Regions from separate parts of the Homo sapiens genome. Here region 1 is linked to region 2. Evidence: chromatin contacts called from ENCODE Hi-C or POLR2A ChIA-PET data. All regions are on one chromosome and are shown on one strand. Each heading gives the region's core, a stretch centred on a gene start or an enhancer-like site at or near the end of the contact. The rest is flanking DNA. Distances are from core to core; before and after follow the strand shown.

What was found. A loop is a pair of places that touch in the nucleus more often than their neighbours do. ChIA-PET counts read pairs that join two places held with the same protein, here RNA polymerase II (POLR2A). Pooled maps may share reads with other maps.
Region 1: a map of OCI-LY7 shows a loop between it and region 2 (3-fold over the local background). The contact joins the promoter of ATP13A3-DT here to the promoter of XXYLT1-AS2 in region 2. A Hi-C loop is called at or near these places in 1 of 168 maps with a recorded cell type or tissue (OCI-LY7), 10 of 37 single-sample maps with no recorded cell type and 10 of 50 pooled maps. POLR2A ChIA-PET finds 5 or more read pairs at or near these places in 1 of 52 experiments (activated T-cell).

Annotation. Positions count from the first base shown.
Region 1 is chr3:194,482,122-194,488,694 of GRCh38, reverse strand. ATP13A3-DT (ATP13A3 divergent transcript) reads right to left here and starts at 1,555. Exons shown (of 2, transcript NR_033929.1): 1 at 1,523-1,555; 2 at 150-1,239. It overlaps ATP13A3 (ATPase 13A3), which reads left to right and starts at 1,693. Exons shown (of 34, transcript NM_001367549.1): 1 at 1,693-2,129; 2 at 2,860-2,901. RefSeq lists an enhancer at 674-893 and silencers at 1,564-2,223, 2,254-2,303, 2,394-2,453.
Region 2 is chr3:195,144,906-195,151,145 of GRCh38, reverse strand. XXYLT1-AS2 (XXYLT1 antisense RNA 2) reads right to left here and starts at 3,275. Exons shown (of 2, transcript NR_102711.1): 1 at 3,041-3,275. All of the region lies in intron 3 of XXYLT1 (xyloside xylosyltransferase 1), which reads left to right. LOC105374296 (a long non-coding RNA gene) reads left to right here. Exons shown (of 2, transcript XR_001741088.2): 1 at 1-58; 2 at 488-1,875. It also overlaps the pseudogene RN7SL36P. RefSeq lists enhancers at 720-929, 3,158-3,207, 3,448-3,557.

The sequences.
Region 1 (6,573 bases), core at 306-2,805, 660 kb after region 2:
TGAAACCAAGGTAGTAGAGAGATTCCAGAAGGTGAGAGTCATCCCAAGGTGTCAAATGTAGCAGAAAGAACCAGAGAGATAAGGCCTGAGGAATGCCTGCAAGGTTTGGCAAAATGAAAGTCATGAGTTGCTCTTGCCTGAGCAAGGTGAAGGGTTAGAGTTGGGGAGGAGAAGCCAGAATGCCAAGTGTTGAGAAATGAGGAAGCAGAGGCAGCCAGGGAAGACCATTGTTTGAGGTCCGCATGAAACACTTGGAAGCTAGTTGGAGGGAGCACTTCAGGAGGAGGTTGGCTTGATAATTTTGTTTTTAGGACTTGGAGAGGCCAACCTGTTTAAAGGCTGAGAGGAAGCAGCAAGGCAAGGAAGCCTGGGAGGTGGGGGAGGAAGATTTTAGGGCCAGACCCCACCCAGACCGTTTTCTTGTGGTTTGCCCAACACTACCACACACCCCTTAATCTCATTTAATCATTTCAACACCACGAGGTTTGAAACAAACGGTGAGGTATGAAACAAAACGGTGAGGCCAGGGATTGGGAAGAGAAAGCTGTGGTTCCATCTCGGTCCAGCGTGCTGTCCACGCCAAGAGGCGGGCAGAAATGCTAGCCTCACACAATCTAGGGGACCAGGGGTGGCTGTGGCGCCCTCCTGCCCGCAGGAGGTGTTATCAGTGTCGCGGACTCGGGCGGTGTGCTGCCCCTGGTGAGATGTCATCACGTGCGTGGACCAGGGGTGGCGGCCCTGGTAAGTGTCCAGGGACTAAGGGCTCCCTGCTCTCCAGGTGTGGTGGACGGGGTCCGCATGCATGCCGTCCTCTTCTCTAAGACGCTAAGGCGGCTGAGTTCTGTAAGTAGCGGCAAGAAGAACAGTCACGGAGCGGGCCGGGCACAAAGGGCGCAGGCCAGGTGGCCCCAGGCGGAAAGATGGCCGCAGCCAGAGGCTGCAGGTGGCCGGGCGCGCTCCCTGCGCGCGTCGCGGAGAGGACGCAGCGAAAATCAAACCCGCGATTTGGAAATCCGGCTGCGGCCCTACCCCGAGATAAGTCTTCTGCGGAGGGAAGTATTTAATTTGCATCCAGGACGGTCGGAAGAGGCGCCTTCCCGTCGGAGGCGAGGCGCGGGCGCGTGGGAGCTTTCTCGTGTGCGCTCCTCCCTGTCCTCCGCCTGCGGCCGGGGCGCAGAGTCCGTGGTCATATGAGAATGACAGTTTTTTGTCTGTTTGTTTTGGCGGGGGCGAGGGTGGCTAAAGGAATGAAAGAGCCTTGCATTAGGAGCTGGGCTCTGGTTTCCTCTCCACCATTCTAGCACAAGCTTCCTCCATGACCATGACTCTGGGCAACGTCTGTCTAGTCACTGAGCCTCAGTTTCCCTGTTCATAAAATGGGAGATTGGACTATGATGTTGTCATAGCCCAAAGGGGATGAAGTGGGATTTGCCGTTCCATTTCATCCCACCAGAAAAGCCGCCCTCCATTAGCCACCCCGGGCTGACACCCAGCGTTTTTGGACGGCCTCGCCTCCCCTTACCTGCCTCTTTCTTTCTTTTGCCCGTTCGAGGGTGGCAAAGGCGATGGGTGGGCGGGGCCTATAAATCGCCCCGCCCCTCCCCGCCCCTTCCCCGCCTCCTGACGTCGCCCGCGCCCCTCCGCCCTCCGCGCGGGGATGAAGCCACCACGTGACCTCACATCCGGCGCGGGAGTCCTGAGCCCGCGCGCGCTCCCCCGCCTGCCTGCCGGCTCTCCCCGCAGCGTGATCGGGCGCCGCCGCGGAGGGGAGGGGGGTTCTCTACGTCGCTGGCGGCGGGGGGGCCGTTTCGGAGTGCAGACCGCCCCCCTCCCCTGCCCACCTCCCGCCGCCCTCCCTTGTTCTCGCCCTGCCGGCTGCACGCCGCCGCCGCGGGCGCGGAGGAGGAGGAGAGCGCGGACGTCCCAGGGCCGGCCCGGCCCCGCCGCGGCGCCTCCTTCCCTCACCCTGAGCCGCAGCGCGCGGCGCCGGCCGAGGGCGATGGGGCTGGGCTGAGGCGAGGCGGCGGCGGCGACAGCGGCGGCCGGGTCCCCCGCGGTCCCTGGGGCTGGTCCGGCCGCGAGGGAGGCCGCGGAGGAGGCGGCGCGGCGGCGGCCAGTGAGCGGCCCCGGTGAGCGGGGCGAGGGGCGGGTGGGCAGCGGCGCCGGGGGAGGTCGAGGAGGCGAATGGTGGTGTCGGGGCGGCGGGTACCGGGCGAGGTCGCGGCCAGCCTTCTCGGGCCGGAGTTGGGCATCGCGGGGACGGGGAGTGTCGGGGGCAGGTGAGGCCAGGGCAGGAGCCCACGCGGTGGGTGCGAAGGCCTGGGGGGGACGCGCCGCCTGCCGGGGGCGAGCGTGGGGGCCGGGCGCTTGGTGGTTGGTAGTCAGAGCTTTCGGAAAGTCCTGTGGGAGGTGGAGGTCCTGTGGGCAGAGGCGTAGGGGTGCTGGCAGGGCCCTCGATGAGTCTGTGCGGGACCCTAGCTCGTCCTCAGCCGTGGAGTATGGAGCTGCTTGCCATCTCCGCATTTCACAGATAAAAGGAGTGAGTCCCGTGGAGGAAAAGTGACTTCTGACTTGCCTGAGGCCTCCCACTCGGACTCTGTGGCAGTGAGGACTAGAAAAACCCAGGGCCCTTTGCCCTAGCAGTGCTCTCGTGGCCACTCTCGCTATGGCCTTTCTGTCTCTCCATTCCCTTCACAGAGTCAGGTTCTGGTGGAAGTATGACCTCTGGCTTTTTTGGGGAGGTGAGGGGTAGGGATGAAGGGGGAGGGAATCGGGTTGGGATTGGCAGGAACTCAGCTGGGGGCTTCCCGGTGTGGAAGAAGCTTTGTGACAGGTGTTTATTGTTTCCTCTTCCCATAGATCTGACAGACATCCCTGAATCTTGGTGTTTGGACATAGGAGGTATGAATCACTCACATAATTAGCCGCTTTTAATCATCAGTGTCTTAGAGCTATATTTAGTGGTTATATTAGTGCAAAATGAATGGGTGTGGAGTCGTACACCTAGAAACAGACTTGTGTTCCTCTATACGATTCTAACTAAATGAGTAGAACATACCTGGGTATGTCATGGCTACTTTAGATCTATGAGGCAGGAAGTTAGAATTTAAGGAATCTAAGAAATGCAGGGACTTGAAAGATTATTGCAAAATAAAGCCTTTAAAAAGTATCGTTGTTAAAATGAAAGTGTTTCGATTTGATTCCTTTGAAGGGTGAGTACGTAATGAACAGTGCTCTATCTTTGGTTAGAGCTCAGCCTCTTTACCAAGGTACATGTATTAATTTTGTTTCACTGGAATATATGTGACATTATTTTCTCTAGAGGTTTGTTGCTTTGCTTAATAGACTACAGTTGCCAAAAATCAATGTGTGTGGGCATCTCATCCTGGTTTGCAACCCCTTTAAGGCAAATCAGTGCTTGGAAGTTGTTCGAAGTAGTAAACCTATTATTAATGATTGTTGTAGAACATAACTTTTGCTGGTATCTTTGATTTGCATTATCCTACCATTAGATCAGGCAGAGAGTGAAATAATTGAGATTTTGAGCCTTGTTAGAACAACAATGCCTGGCTTTGGTCAGGGGATTGGGTAGGAAAAGTGACACTATTTGGTTGCTTTAAATTTTTTTTTTTTTTTTTGAGATGGCATCTTGCTCTGTTGCCCAGGCTGGAGTGCAGTGGTGTGAACTCGGCTCACTGTAACTTCTGCCTCCTGGGTTTCAGCGATTCTCCTGTCGCAGCCTCCTAAGTAGCTGGGATTTCAGGTGTGTGCCACCACGCCCAGCTAATTTTTTGTATTTTTAGTAGAGACAGGGTTTCACCACGTTGGCCAGGCTGGTCGTGAACTACTGACTTCAGGTGATCTTCCTGCCTAGGCCTCCCAAAGTGCTGGTATTACAGGCGCTAGCCACCGAGCTTGGCGGTTGATACTTACATAGTTAGTTTAGGTCACCAAATATACAACACACAGAATCCGCTTTGGATAAACCACATTATCGAGCTCATTTTGAAATCCTATTTCTGTCTTCAAGATTTTCGAGATTATAAACCACTTTGTTGTCATTCACAAGTATAAAGTTCTTATTTCCAACATCACTGAGACTGAGAAAAAAGACAGAATAAAGATAAAGTTCCATAGGGCGTCCCCATCACTGCTTATTCTCACTGAGTTTGACCATTGAGTAGGTTGTATATCCATAGTAATATGATATAGTGCCTATGTCCTAAGATTACTATTTATCTTAGGAATAAAGCATATTCATATTCTAAAACCTCATATTCACAGTAGTTACAAAACCACCACGTTATACAAGCATAGTTTGATTCAATATATGGAATGGAAGAAGGAAAGAAACCATTATGTGCCAGGAAAAGTGCTCCTTTCTTTACATATGGTCTCAACTAATCCTCAACACTTTCAGGTAACAATATTCTTCTTTGTTAAAAAAAAAATTAAAGAAGTTAAGGAGCTTACAGTATAAGCGACTTTGAAGACAGACAGAAACCTAGCTCTGTGTTAATGTGCTTAACACAGAGGTTTCTGTCTCTGGGTTTATAAGGTTAGTTGTATGTGACTAGGCAACATAACATCTCTGAACCTCAGATTCTGGTGATAAATCAGATATGTCATCTTAATAGGTGTCACACACTAGATCACCTTCTTTTAGCACACAACTGTGAACTGTTTTGACTGTTTTCTTTGATAGGTGATAAGCTGCCAACTCCTATTCCATTTATCATCCATTCAAATATAGCTCAGTTTAACTCTTAGATATGTTGTACTCATCCTTTTCTCCCTTCTCTCTCCCTCCTTAGAATCACATTTCTTATTTTTTAAAGTTTTAAAAACATTTTTTAATACTGCTTCTTGCAGAACAGGGCTGCTCGATAGGCAGTGTGCCTGGAGTAGCCAGAAGAAATTAGAAATTAAATTTCTTCTTGGTGTTACCTCTGAATGTATTCTGAATATGCCATATCTCATCTGGATCCAAGAGGTAGCTGATGGGATTTAGCCTTGGTTTTGGAACATAGTTTTTGTGAAAATGAAGCTAATTGGCCTATGGAGAGAGTAAATCTGTAGTCGTCAAAACCATGTTGAGTTTTTTTGAGATAGGGTCTTGCTCTGTCTCCCAGGCTGGAGTGCAGTGGCTCTGTCATGGCTCACTGCAGCCTTGACCTTCTGGGCTCAAGCAGTCCTCCCACCTCAGCTTCCAGAGTAGCTGGGACCACAGGTGTGCACCATCACACCCAGCTAGTTTTTTTTTTTTTTGTAGAGGTGGGTTTTCACCGTGTTGCCCAGGCTGGTCTCAAACTCCTGAACTGAAGCAGTCTGCCTGCCTTGGCCTCCCAAAGTGTTAGGGTTACAGGCATTTATCACTGCACCCCGTCCTTTTTTCTTTTTTTTTCCCCCCAGAGAAAGAGTCTCGCTCTCTCACTCAGGCTAGAGTGTAGTGGCACGATCATGGCTCACTGCAGCCTTGAGTTCCTGGGCTCAGGCGACCTTCCTGCCTCAGCAACAAGGGTAGTTGGGACAACGGGTGTGTGCCATCATGTCTGGCTAATTTAAAAAAAAATTTTTTTTTTTTTTTTGAGACGGAGTCTTGTACTGTCATCCTGGCTGGAGTGCAGAGGCGCGATCTCCGCTCACTGCAACTTCCGCCTCCTGGGTTCAAGCGATTCTCCTGCCTCAGCTTTCCGAGTAGCTGGGATTACAGGTGCCCACCACCATGCCTGGCTAATTTTTTGTATCTTTAGTAGAGACTGGGTTTCACCATGTTGACCAGTCTGATCTTGAACTCCTGACCTTGTGATCCGCCTGCCTCGGCCTTCCAGACTGCTGGGATTACAGGCGTGAGCCACCACGCCCGGCCTTTAAAATTTTTTTGTAGAGATGAGTATCTCGGTTTGTTGCCCAGGCTTGTCTCAGAACTCCTGGCCTCAAGTGATCCTCCTGCCTCAGCCTCCCAAAGTGTAGGAATTACAGACATGAGCCACCTTGCCCAGCCAAAACCATGTTCTAATTAACCACTTAAGTTCAAATAGCATGCAAGAAGCAAGGAAATTGTTAGGTTCTCGTTTGAGTTTTGTTGAACATCATATTTTGAGAGTAGAGAAGTAAGAGAGGCTCAGATTTCTGGCACATAATTTTAATTAAGATTTAGGTTTAAAAAAATGAAAAAGTTCTGGGCTCAAATTAATCTGGAGAAAAGTAGATATTTGTAAGGTAGAAGAAGGTCCACAGTTAATCAGTTATCACTAGATAACTAGTGATTATAAAAGGAGTTAAAACGATTTGTGTTAGTAGGTTATGCACAGTGACTCATGCTTGAAATCCCAGTGCTTTGGGAGGCCAAGGCAGGAGGATGGCTTGAGGCCAGGAGTTTGAGACCAGCCTGAGTGACAAAGCAAGACTTTGTCTTAAAACAACCAAAAATAATTTGTATTAATCAGGTTAAAAATAGAGGTAAAATGAGATGACATGAGTAAATGGTAATTGGAAAAAATGATCACTGTTATGATAGTTTAAAAAATGACTTTATGGTAATCAGTAAGAAGGGAGAAAAACGGAATAAAG
Region 2 (6,240 bases), core at 2,026-4,525:
AGATCCTGGAGTGAACAGGAACAAAGGGGACGGAAGGGGAGCTTGCAGGGAAACCAGGGTAAGAGAGGGAGGGGGTGGGAGGCAGCCCTCAAGGTCTCTGTGAGGCTCCAGGCTTGAGGTCACCACTCTGTAGAGTTAGGAAGCCCAACTGTGGACTGGGTCATTTGGGGAGGCCACTGGGACCAGGAGGCCTGGTCATGGCTTGGCTTCAGGCTTCAGGGCTCCTGCTGACCCTGGAGTGATGGAGAGAGAGAGAGGGAGAGGGAGAGGGAGAGAGTGTGTGTGTGTGTGAGAGTGTGTGAGAGAGTGTGCGTATGTGTGAGTGTGTGTGTATGTGAGTGTGTGAGAGTGTGCATATGTGTGTGAGTGTGTGCGTATGTGGGCTGTGGCCCTTTGTTATGGTCACTTTGTGGAGCTGGCCGCCTGAGGATCCTCTGAATGGGAGCTTGTTGGTGGCGGCATAGGCTTCCGGTTTCATTCTCCCCAGGCTCTGCGGGCAGCCGTGTGCTGTGTGAGCCCCGGCCCACCCTGAGGAGGAAGCGGCAGGCTATTCCTGTCAGCTGCTGATAACATGCCACCAGGCGGGAATTCGCTTTTGTGTTAAGTATTTTAATCATGTCCGCTCGTTCACCTTTTTAAGTCACATGGTTTTATTTGCTGATGGTGCTGTGCCAGCCTCGGGTTCTTCCAGACGCTCGGAAGGAAAGCTTCTCTGCAGGCTGCGTCATCCCACTCCAAGGACTGGTGCTGGGCTCCCAGGGGAGTGTTGGGGAGGGAGTGAGCGCCAGCACAGAGGGAAGAAGGGAGGGTGTGGACTGACTACCTCTACCACTCAGTTGCTGTGTGACCTTGGGCAAGTCTCTTGACGTCTCTGAGCCTTAGTCTCTTTAGCTCATGAGAAATGGAGATTATAACACTATATGTGGCAGAGTTGAGGGAGATTGAATCAGATAATGTATTTATGGTGCCTAGCACGAGCAGCACTCCTGGGTGGTGGTGGCAGCGTTATCCACAGTCCCAGCTTGGCCACTGATAAGTTCTGTGAACCTAGGGAAGTCACTTAACCTCAGCCTCAGTTTCCTTATATGTACGGTTGGGGCTGCTGACAACTTAGCAAAATTATTGCTCATCTTTTGGCTTCTCAGCATCTTAACCCCTTTCCTAGAATTTGGGAATTCTCTGCCATAGAAGCCTGCCTCCTATTATGGAAGACAAAAACGCTGGATATGTTATCTCCCGGCTTCCTCGCAGCTAGCTAGGGTGTTGGTACTGTGTTTCCCTCCTTCCCGCTTCTGCGGAAATTACCATCATACATTTATTAATAGTGTCTTATCTATACAGACCAGTTTTTATGGCTTTACCCTAAACATTGTAAGGTATTTGCAAAACAGAAACAGACAGTATTACAAAGAGAAAATAACTAGTCCGCAATAGTGAAGAACATTTTAATATCCCAGAGAATATTGGAAACCAGGGGATCAAAGATGGGGGGAGGGACGAATGTAGATTGCAGTATAGTTGCAGCAGAGGAGGAAGGGACGAGGACAGGGGGAGAGACCGAGGACTGTGCCCGAGGCAGCCCCCACTCCCTGTTTCACTGAGCCTGGCTTCCACTTTCCCCCGTGCGTGGGGTGTTTGGTCCCTGCTACGCTGCACAGAGGGTGAACATCTGGCCCTTTGCTTGCTTCCAGGTTCCAGCCATGGCTCTAGCCCTGATCTCCAATATGGTTTCTGTTCTGTTCCTGGCCCATGGAGATGTTTATCTCATTTTCAAGCCGACTATGCCCTTTCCTCCTGTTGCCCCCCCATCGGATGAAAACAATTGTTATCTAAAACTCATCATTAAAAAGTGATACATTTTTGTTTTGAATAGCATATGGAGGTTATTATTTTTCCAGAAATTTTCTATATTTTTATCAGGGGGTGTGTGTGTGTATATGTAAATAAACTCTCTATACCTTTGTACATCTTTTTTTGTTCACTTAACAGTGTATCTTGACCATCCTTATACCTAAGTCAGCCTTCTTTGATAAATGTTGCTGGTCTCTTGGTATGATTTTTCTTTTTACTATGAAAACCTTTCAACATATACAAAAGTAGAAAGCATCATGTAATATTTCTGGATGCCCCAATATTATAATATCCATGCAGCCTCAATAACTATCAGCCCTTAGCCAATCTTTGTTTTATGTCTCCTCCCACCCACTTTTCCTCTTCCCCTGATTATTTTGAAACGAATCTCAGTCGTCACAGCATTTCGTCTGTAAATGTCATTTTCAGTCTATTAGTTTCTTAAAAACACATCTGCTGTGGCCGAGTTTAGAGCTGAGGAGAGTTATATGAGCTCATAGTGTCACTCTGTCTTCAAGTTCCTCAGTCTGAAATCAGTTGGTACAAGGGAAGAAAATAGAGAGAGGCAGCACTAACCTCTAGCCAAGCACACTTTCCATCTCTCTGCAGATTGCCTCATGTCAGGATGTTAGCGTGACCGTCACGTCTGGAAGGCTTTATGGCTGATATAAATTCAGGTCCGTTGTTCACTAGGCATGAAGCCCTCCGTTGTAAGGGAACCAGCCATCACCCTCATTACGAGATGCATAAATGTAGGACTTGAAGATAAAAGCTATTGGGTTCTTTTCGTCTCTCTGACACCTGAAGATGAATTTCTTGAACCTTGTTCTCGTGTTTAAAAAAAAAAAATTAACCAAGATTGAGCCTGTCAGTTTCTATCAGAGTTAAATCTGAGTAAAGGAGAAAAAAGCTTGCCACCTTTTAAAATAGTGATTCCTTCACTCCCTGGGAGTTAGAAAACTGGGCTAAGTGTTTTTGTGTAGCCCGTGTGACCTGGAGGCCGTGCTATAACCCCTGCAGGAATTACTCATAAAAAGGGAGGGATGTACCTGCCCTGTGGTAGAGATCAGAAGTCTACTCTGAGGTTGTTATTTTTAAATAACATCAGTGGAAAAGGTATTTTAAAAGGAAAACTCTGTACAGAGAACCCAAGCGGGATTGTGTTGCTGTCATTGTGACCGTCTCTTACCTGATGGCTCTGCCTCCCGGGCAGGCTAGGAGCTCCGGGATGACGTCCCAAGACTCGGGCGCATAGCGGGGGCTGCTGAAGATCGGAGTGTGAGGCTGAGAGATGAGGTCCAGGTGGAGCACGTGAAAAGCTTCCTGTGTCTGAAAACACGACTCCTTCCAGTTCTTTTGTCTGTCTGCACATTATGAGTATTTTGGTACTACTGAATCCGTTTTTAAAAGTTCACCACGTCGTGCCTGACACAGGTGTCTCCTGAAAGAATGAGTGAGGAAGTGAATGCGTGGAAGGGGTGGGACTGGGAGGCAGCCCTTCTGTTCTGTTTATGCCGTGCAGACCAATGCCAGGCACTTCGATGTTTGTTGAGTGAATGCAGGAACAGATGTGTAGTCAGAGGGCGTTTCCTCCGCGGTGCTGGCCAGCTGCTAAGTCAGGCTCTGTAGTCCCATTACTGGTCTTAGAGAAGTTACTTTCACATTCAGTTTTTGTTTGTAAAGACAGTCCATGGGAAAGTTTGTTATTCTCAGTTTGTTTGTTTGAGACATAGTTTCTTTCTTGTCGCCCAGGCTGGAGTGCAGTGGTGTGATCTTGGCTCACTGCAACCTCCGCCTCCCGGGTTCAAGCGATTCTCCTGCCTCAGCCTCCCAAGTAGCTGAGATTACAGGCGCTGACCACCATGCCTGGCTAATTTTTGTATTTTTAGTAGAGACAGGGTTTCATCATGTTGGCCAGGCTGGTCTCGAACTCCTGACCTCAGGTGATCCACCTGCCTGGGCTTCCCAAAGTGCTGGGATTACAGGTGTGAGTCACCATGCCCAGCCTATTCTCAGTTTTTTATTTGGCTCATTGTGTGTGTGAGCCATAGGATTGGTCCCATGAGGAATTACGAAGTAGAAGACATGCCTCTTGCTTTCAAGGAAGATATAACGTGAGGGAGATAGGGTAGATAAAACTTAATGAAAACGCAAATGCCTGCGGTGTCAACACTGAGTCAGTACTGCTGTTTAGAGATATCCCATGGACAAGATACATAGACTTTTTGCTGTAGGAACTGTAAATTTTACTGAGTGGCTCACCTCTCCCTCAGCTTAATATTCTGCCTTCAGCTGGGCATGGTAGCCTGCACCTGTAGTTCCAGCTACTTGGAAGGCTGAGGCAGGGGGGTCACTTAAGCCCAGGAATTCTGTGGGTGTCTGCACTAAGTTTGGCATCAACTTGGTGACCTCCTGGGAACGGGGGACCACCAAGTTGCCTAGGAAGGGATGAAGCAGCCCAGGCTGGAAATGAAGCAGGTTAAAACTCCTGTGCTGATTAGTAATGGGATTACGCCTGTGACTAGCCATGCACTCCAGCCTGGGCAACATAGCGAGACCCTGTCTCTAAAAAAAGAAACCAAACAAACAAAAATGGAGTTCTGCCTTCAAAATGCTAAGAAGTGGGTATCACATTCCCTTCTTTCCTCTGAAAAGTCTCTCGGAGTGGTGTTTGGCTTTGCAATGCAGGCGTAGCCTCTAAGAGTGCTCTTGGGATAGACCAAACTCTGTGCCCGAATAGAAAGCTCACTGGGCAGGCATTTGCCGAGGGTTTGGCTATGCAGTAGAGAGAAACCAGACCCTGTCCTCCAGGAGCTTGCAGTGGGACGTGGGTCTGGACAGGGCTACAGTGGAGGCACAGCGGCGGATGATGGGCCCGCAGGACTGTGTGCTTTGTTGCATTGCTGCAATCTGTTTCCTATGCCAAATAAACATCATCGCATTGAAAGAACCTTATTTGTAATCCAGGCAGCAGAAAGGCTTATCTGTAAGCATCTTCCTGGGGAAAAAAAGCAAAATAGCACAGTTGAATCCCAGTGGCATGTGTACAAGAGGGACCTTCTGTAACAAACCACGTGTGGAAAGGACTGAGCTGAGCGTGACCAGCCCCACATGAAGGGAATTTCTATATGGCTCCATGGCCATCTCAGGTGCAGACTTCAGCCACAGGACTGCATTTCTTCTGTGGGTTCCTAAGTGAAACGGATCTGAAGTTCCCATCCCTCTGCTTCCAGGGTAGCAGCAGAATTGGCTCTTATAGAAATATCAAACTTTTAATCTGAGCCTGGGGTTGAATTGAACATCTGTCTCCTCCTCCTGCCTTAGGTGACTTCTTTAAATGAGCTGCTTACTGTTGATCATAGAGAACCCCTGTGATCTTCTATTTCATGGTAGCAGAATTGACTCCAGCATCAAGGAGCTGCCCAAAGGAGTGTTTTGATCCAGGAACCCAGCCGTCTGCCTTTTGGGGACTGCTCTATCACTGTTTGTAAAAGAGGAAGCTGAGCCAGAATTGGCGTAGTATGTCGTGATTTGCCTGGATGTCTGCGGTGTCCTTGCGTCTGTAGACGAGCGCTCATTATGAGGCTGGTGGATTCTATGGACTTTCAGAAATGTGAAGTCACAGAGATGCTCGCAGGGCCCCATCAGTGCCGGTCACCGTGGAGTGAGGTGCCCGTTCATGTGACTTCACAGAGATGCTCGCAGGGCCCCATCAATGCCGGTCACCGTGGAGTGAGGTGCCCGTTCATGTGGCTTCACAGAGATGCTCGCAGGGCCCCATCAGTGCCGGTCACCGTGGAGTGAGGTGCCCATTCATGTGGCTTCACAGAGATGCTCGCAGGGCCCCATCAGTGCCAGTCACCGTGGAGTGAGGTGCCCGTTCATGTGACTTCACAGAGATGCTCGCAGGGCCCCATCAGTGCCAGTCACCGTGGAGTGATGTGCCCGTTCATGTGGCTTCACAGAGATGCTCGCAGGGCCCCATCAATGCTGGTAACCGTGGAGTGAGGTGCCCATTCACGTGGCTTCCACTTGATCTTCCTTGGCTCTGTTAAAAAAACAAACACAAACAAGCCCGCTGCTTCTCTCAATAAAATCAAGCCCAGTCTCTGCATGGAAATCCTTTCCTTTGCTGCTAGGACCATCCTATGTTGACCGGCCCAAGGATCACGAACTTGGAACTCTAAAGAAAGCAGGATAATTCTAGCTCTTCACTTGGGTAGCAGTGAACAGGACTTTCATGTTCCTGATGATGTATAATTGCAGCTCATTGGTATTCAGCTTTCAGAGAGCCTGGAAGATTGCGTCTAAGCAAGGTAGAGACATAAGGGTGAATCATATTATTTACAAAGAATAACCAGAGCAGAGAAAAGGCACCCCTATTTCTTC